Regions from separate parts of the Homo sapiens genome. Here region 2 is linked to region 1. A link is a contact called in ENCODE POLR2A ChIA-PET data. All regions are on one chromosome and are shown on one strand. Each heading gives the region's core, a stretch centred on a gene start or an enhancer-like site at or near the end of the contact. The rest is flanking DNA. Distances are from core to core; before and after follow the strand shown.

Evidence for each region. ChIA-PET counts read pairs that join two places held with the same protein, here RNA polymerase II (POLR2A).
Region 2: POLR2A ChIA-PET joins it to region 1 with 14 read pairs in activated B cell. The contact joins two enhancer-like sites. POLR2A ChIA-PET finds 5 or more read pairs at or near these places in 3 of 52 experiments (MCF 10A, activated B cell and activated T-cell).

What each region holds. Positions count from the first base shown.
Region 1 is chr13:112,802,369-112,805,325 of GRCh38, forward strand. It overlaps ATP11A (ATPase phospholipid transporting 11A), which reads left to right. Exons shown (of 30, transcript NM_015205.3): 3 at 2,589-2,678. Among named protein-coding and RNA genes, the nearest start is that of ATP11A-AS1, 49 kb to the left of the region's middle. RefSeq lists enhancers at 1-210, 1,037-1,276. Within about 2 kb of position 1,382, at least 2 of the 41 ENCODE cell types and tissues checked have a DNase peak (open chromatin) inside an H3K27ac peak, as active enhancers do.
Region 2 is chr13:113,615,027-113,618,048 of GRCh38, forward strand. The region is part of intron 3 of TFDP1 (transcription factor Dp-1); the gene reads left to right. Among named protein-coding and RNA genes, the nearest start is that of TFDP1, 32 kb to the left of the region's middle. RefSeq lists enhancers at 1-557, 558-1,121, 1,686-2,249, 2,250-2,812. Within about 2 kb of position 1,450, at least 4 of the 41 ENCODE cell types and tissues checked have a DNase peak (open chromatin) inside an H3K27ac peak, as active enhancers do.

The DNA.
Region 1 (2,957 bases), core at 132-2,631:
ACAAATAGATCAATGAAACATCATAGAGAGCCTGGGAGTAGATCCACCCAGTAAATCCACCCAGATAGTCAACCCATTCACCCAGATAGTCAACCCATCTTTGACAAAGGAGCAAAGGCAATTCAGGGCAGACAGAAAAGCACTATTTCTTTTCAACAAATAGTGCTAGAAAAACTGGACATGCAAAAAAAAAAAAAAAAAAAAACCCAGCAACAGTGACTCTAGACAGTGATCACACACCGTTCAAGAAAATTAGCTCAAAGTGAGTCATAGACCTAAATGTAAAATGTATAATAATGAAACTTGTAGAAATGTAGGAGAAAGTCTAGGTGACCTTGGGTTTGGCAACAAGTTTTTGGATAACACCAAAAACACTGTTCATGAAAGGAAAATTGATAAGTTGGACTTCGTGAAGATTAAAAACTTGAGCTTTGCAAAATACAGTTAAGAGAATTAAAATATGAGCCACTGACTGGGAGAATAGATTTGCAAAACACACATCTGATAAAAACCTGGTATCAAACAACACATGGAAAATAAGGGTGTTTGGATGGGTAGGGCGGGATGACCTAGGGAGGACATGGAAAGTTAGTTTCTTTTTTAAAACTCCAGAGACTCTCTTCTGGAGCTCCCCTTGCCTTTTTTATTACAGTCAACCTGAGATGGGAACTGAAAATATGGCCGTAGTTGTCATGAACTGGGGGGAGCCACTACTCTGTTTTTACCCTCATTAAGGAACTTTATTGTGAAAGGTAAAATCACTTTGTAAATGTGAATTAGAATAGAAAATGGAAATTCCTTATATACTCTCTAAGCCACTGGAAACTTGAGGCAGAGAAGTTTTAAAAGACGCACATGGATTTCCTCTGAAATATTTGTAAACACCAAATTCAGAACATGTTGGTTAGTTTAGGACCATACCAGGCTTTAGTTGTTACATTGAATTGTAAATAACTTATATTCATGAGCCTGGAATTAAAGAAATTCTTGGTATGAGAATTTGACAACTACTTCTGGCTTCCAGGAGCCAGAACCCACCTTCGAATGGGATTTTGAAATAAGCCCCGTTGAAGAGACACACAGATGGCAGAGGCCGCAGCACAGGCTGTGAGACCTTCTTCAGGTTTCGGTAGACTGTCTTCATTACGGCGTAAAAACATGTCAGATGAAATTTCAGAAACTATTTCCAAACTCAGTGAAGGTTCGTGACATCTGGGACGTTGTTGTTTTCAACACAGAAGTTGAATGAAACTGCTACAGAAGCAAAATGAGAAGTGTGGAGAGGAGATGCTGTGGTGGCTGGGCATTCTCCCTCCTTCCCCTCCCTCCCCTCCTTCTCTCATTCCCCTCCTTCCCTCCCTGACCTCCTTCCCCTCCTTCTCTCATTCCCCTCCTTCCCTCCTTCCTCTCCCTCCCCTCCCTGCCTTACTTCCCCTCCCTCCCCTCCTTCCTCTCCTTCCCCTCCTCCTCCTTCCTCTCCTTCCCCTCCTTTTCCTCCTTGCTTCCCTTCCTTCCCTCATTCCCCTCCTTCCCTCCTTCACCTCCCTCCCCCCATCCCCTCTCTGCCCTCCTTCCCCTCCTTTTCCTCCTTTCTTCCCTTCCTTCCCTCATTCCCCTCATTCCCCTCCTTCCCTCCTTCACCTCCCTCCCTGCCATCCCCTCTCTGCCCTCCTTCCCTCCTTTTCCTCCTTCCCTCCTTCACCTCCCTCCCCCCATCCCCTCTCTGCCCTCCTTCCCCTCCTTTTCCTCCTTCACCTCCCTCCCCCCATCCCCTCTCTGCCCTCCTTCCCTCCTTCACCTCCCTCCCTGCCATCCCCTCTCTGCCCTCCTTCCCCTCCTTCCCTCCTTCACCTCCCTCCCCCCATCCCCTCTCTGCCCTCCTTCCCTCCTTCACCTCCCTCCCCCCATCCCCTCTCTGCCCTCCTTCCCCTCCTTTTCCTCCTTCCCTCCTTCACCTCCCTCCCCCCATCCCCTCTCTGCCCTCGTTCCCCTCCTTCCCTCCTTCACCTCCCTCCCCCCATCCCCTCTCTGCCCTCCTTCCCCTCCTTTTCCTCCTTCCCTCCTTCACCTCCCTCCCCCCCATCCCCTCTCTGCCCTCCTTCCCCTCCTTTTCCTGTCCTTCCCCCTGAGGCCTCAAAGCCCCTGTGCCTGAGCTGTGGACAAGAAACACGCCTGCCTCAGAAGCTGCCTGGAGCTGGGTGAAGGCTTCCATTCAGCTCGCTGTCATGCTCTCACTCAGAGGAGAGATCATGCAGAAATTACTGAAGTAAAATGCTAATGTGTTGAGTTAATGATCACAGGTTTACGTTTTATAAAAGACATCTTAATAATCAAACTATTGTTGAGCTACCTTGCGTTTTATCTTGAATTCTCTGGAGTTAGGTAATTTACATACGTGTTTCAGAGTACACACTTTGTTTAAGCTGTCTTAGCTGTCAACAAACACTCTAAATTATGAATTATGAGTTTTATATCTAAAGCTAAACATTTTGTACTGTAAAATCCAGTGCTACTTACTATGCCCTAGAGTAACACTACAAGAGTAAAATCTGATCTCAATGATGGATGTTTGTTTTTCTTTTATGCAGTACACATTTTGGAACTTTATACCCAAGAATTTATTTGAACAATTCAGAAGAGTAGCCAACTTTTATTTCCTTATCATATTTCTGGTGCAGGTAAGGCCGGTCATTGTTTTCCATCTCATCACATATAAATCTAAATAAGTGACATTTTATTCTCAGGTAACTGCCACACGGCTAATGAAAGAGCAAGGACATGGTGCCCCTCACCTATGATTAATTTATTTATTTTCTTAAGGAAGGGCAAAATGTCTTGGTTCTGTGAGATCCACACAAGCTAAACTACACACGACGCTACTTTGGGTTTAAGTTGGTGACAGCCTTTCCTGCCCCTTTCCTTCTAGTACCAGAGGGGAAATCAGAGCTTTGTCATCA
Region 2 (3,022 bases), core at 200-2,699, 810 kb after region 1:
CTGACTGTCACACCCTTCGAGGCTTAGAAGGCTGCTTTCCACCCAGAGAAATGCACCAAACTCGAGACATTTTGCATCCACAGGCTCCCCAAGGATGGGAGTCCCAATGTGGAGGTTTGGCAATACATCTTACGTGGGCCATTTTAGTTGTGGCTGTTTGGGTTGCCTCTGATTGTTTCCTGAGAGCAAAATGCTGGTGTGAACATTTGCACACACACTTTGTGTGTCTGGCAGTTCCACTTCCTCACCAGCATTTGGTAGTGGTGGGTTTTTAGGCTTTCTGTGTCACAGGTGGGCTCTTACTCATATCATGCCTACGGCCCCGCAGTGCTGATAGGAGCTTTTCCTCTCGCTTTGCCTGGTCCACCCTGCCCCTGTCTGAGGGTGACCTGGCCCCATGGCTGCCTGCACTCTCCTCCCTGATGTGTGCAATCCTGCCCGGCCTGTGCCTCGTCCTCAGGGAGGCCATCCGGGAGGCCACAGCTGGCCTGGAAGTGTGCTTGTCTGTCTCTACCTCAGGGCTGCTTGTGCACCTCCTGTACCTAGAGGTGATCCAGGCTCACTGAGAATCTGCCCACACTGTTCCACACGTTTAGGCCAGGTGCAGGGGCTCACACCAGAAATCCCGGTGCTTTGGGAGACTGCAGTGGGAGGATTGCTTGAGGCCAGGAGTTCAAGACCAGTCTGGGCAACAACGGGAGACCCCATCTCTATAAAAAATTTTAAAAAAAAGTAGCCAAGCATGGTGGCGCATGTCTATAGATAGTCCCAGCTACTTGGGAGGCTGGGGCAGGAGGATCGCTTGAGCCTGGGAGGTCGAGGCTGCAGTGAGTTGTGATTGTGCCACTGCACTCCAGCCTGAGTGACAGAGCCAGACCCTGTCTCAAAATGAGTAGGCTGGGCATGGTGGCTCAAGCCTGTATCCCAGCACTTTGGGAGGCCGAGGCAGGTGTATCACCTGAGGTCAGGAGCTCAAGACCAGCCTAGCCAACATGATGAAACCACCTCTCCACTAAAAATATAAAAATTAGTGGGGCGCTGTGGTACACGCCTGTAATCCCAGCTACTCAGGAGGCTGAGGCAGGAGAATCACTTGAACCCTGTAGGCGGAGGTTGCAGTGAGCTGAGATTGCTCCACTGCACTCTAGCCTGGGTGACAGAGTGAGACTCTGTCTCCAAAAAAAAAAAAAAAAAGAGTAAGTGTGTAAGTGTACATTTGAGCGTGCACTTTCGCAGCTGGTGCGTGGAGTGTCTGTCCTCTCCATGCCGTGTGGTGGCTCCTGTCTGTAGTCACTGGGACCCTTCCAGTCACGGTTTCGGTGGCTGCGTTTTGCTACCTTTTGTTATTTGCTGCCGTTTTCTCGTAGAGTGCTCATGATTTTTAACATAGTAAATCCGTGGAGAGCGCTCAGGTACAGATCATGGCTGTGTGCAGTGCAGGCTCACCGTCTGCGGCGCCAGGCCGGGTCCCTCGTTTGCTGCTCATCTGGGAGTGCCCAGCACATGTGGCCATTGATTATACATATCCTCTTAGCCCAGAATGACTGCTTACTAAAGAGCATCTCCCTTTGTTGTGTCTTTACTTTCCTCCTGCTTCAATCTCATATCTGTCGGCTTTAGGGTTCTAAGTGGAGGAGGAAATTTAGCAATGATGTGTGGTCAGAAGCTTAGTGTTGCTTACGTAATTCCTCACTCGTGACCGTCGCCTGTGAACTAACTGTGCCCCTTGCCCCCCGACACACGCACTGGTCTTTGTAGAGCTGTTAGGAAGGGGGTTATAGGAAGGGAGGGTATAAGTTTTGGTTGGCCTCTTCAAACTGCCAGCCTCCTACAAAACTGTCAGGAGAGGCCATCAGCTTTTTCTCTCTTTGTATTTCTCTGTTTTTAACCCGAAGGATGTTAAAAGCCCAGCCTCTGTTTTTAGCCCAGTCATGACATTTCTGTGGCCGTAACCCTTGTTCCAGGTGTGAGATGGTGACTCTTGGATGCAGGGTAGCCTCCCAGAGCTTTGTGTGTTTGTATAGAGAGGTTTGTGGGAGTGACTTGAGCCGTGCTGTGAACTTGGACTAGCACCCGTGTGTTCTCAGGAGCGGGTCCTGCTGGAGGCCCAGCCACGTCAGGCACAGTAGGTGTGTGATTTGTGCAACGGAGGCCTCTGATAACTGCCAGAGTAGATAGCTTTTGTGTGGGAGCTGCCTCAGCCTGCATTCCAGGAGCTCAGGTTTCCTGAGTCTGAATGGAGTCTGGAGAGAGCAATGTCTCCATGGAGCGGGTGCCTGGCTGTGGTCGCTTAGGCAGGAGCTTCCTCCTCAGTGCTGACAACAGAGAAGAACATTCTGTTGTGGCCAGTCAAGTGTGCACAAATGCTGCTTGCGAGCCAGTCACAGAGGCACTCACATGCAGAGCCGCTCACCTGCAGAGCCGCTCACCTGCAGAACCGTTCACCTGCAGAGCCCTTCACCTGCAGAACCGTTCACCTGCAGAGCCCTTCACCTGCAGAACCATTCACCTGCAGAGCCGCTCACCTGCAGAACCCTTCACCTGCAGAGCCGCTCACCTGCAGAGCCCTTCACCTGCAGAACCCTTCACCTGCAGAGCCGCTCACCTGCAGAGCCGCTCACCTGCAGAGCCGCTCACCTGCAGAGCCGCTCACCTGCAGAGCTGCTCACCTGCAGAGGGGTTGTGCTTGGCCAGATAAGCAAACAAAACATCTCCAGCATGGTGGGCAAAATAGTAACTCTTAGACATCTGGCTCTGACAACGTAAAGATGTTAAAATTGTTTTTCAGAAAATACAAAACTGTATGGTTTCATAATTTATCTTAAGCCCTATAGATATTAATAGAATAGGATTAGTAATGATAAAAACGTGAATACTATATTTAGACTCCTTTTTCTGTTAATGGATTATAGCAACTGAGACCATATATATTCTTAACTAGTTTTCTTCCCAAGAAAGGAATTCTCCATTTAAAATGCTGTATATAAAATGTTTTTAATTAGTTCATTTGAAAAACGCTGTG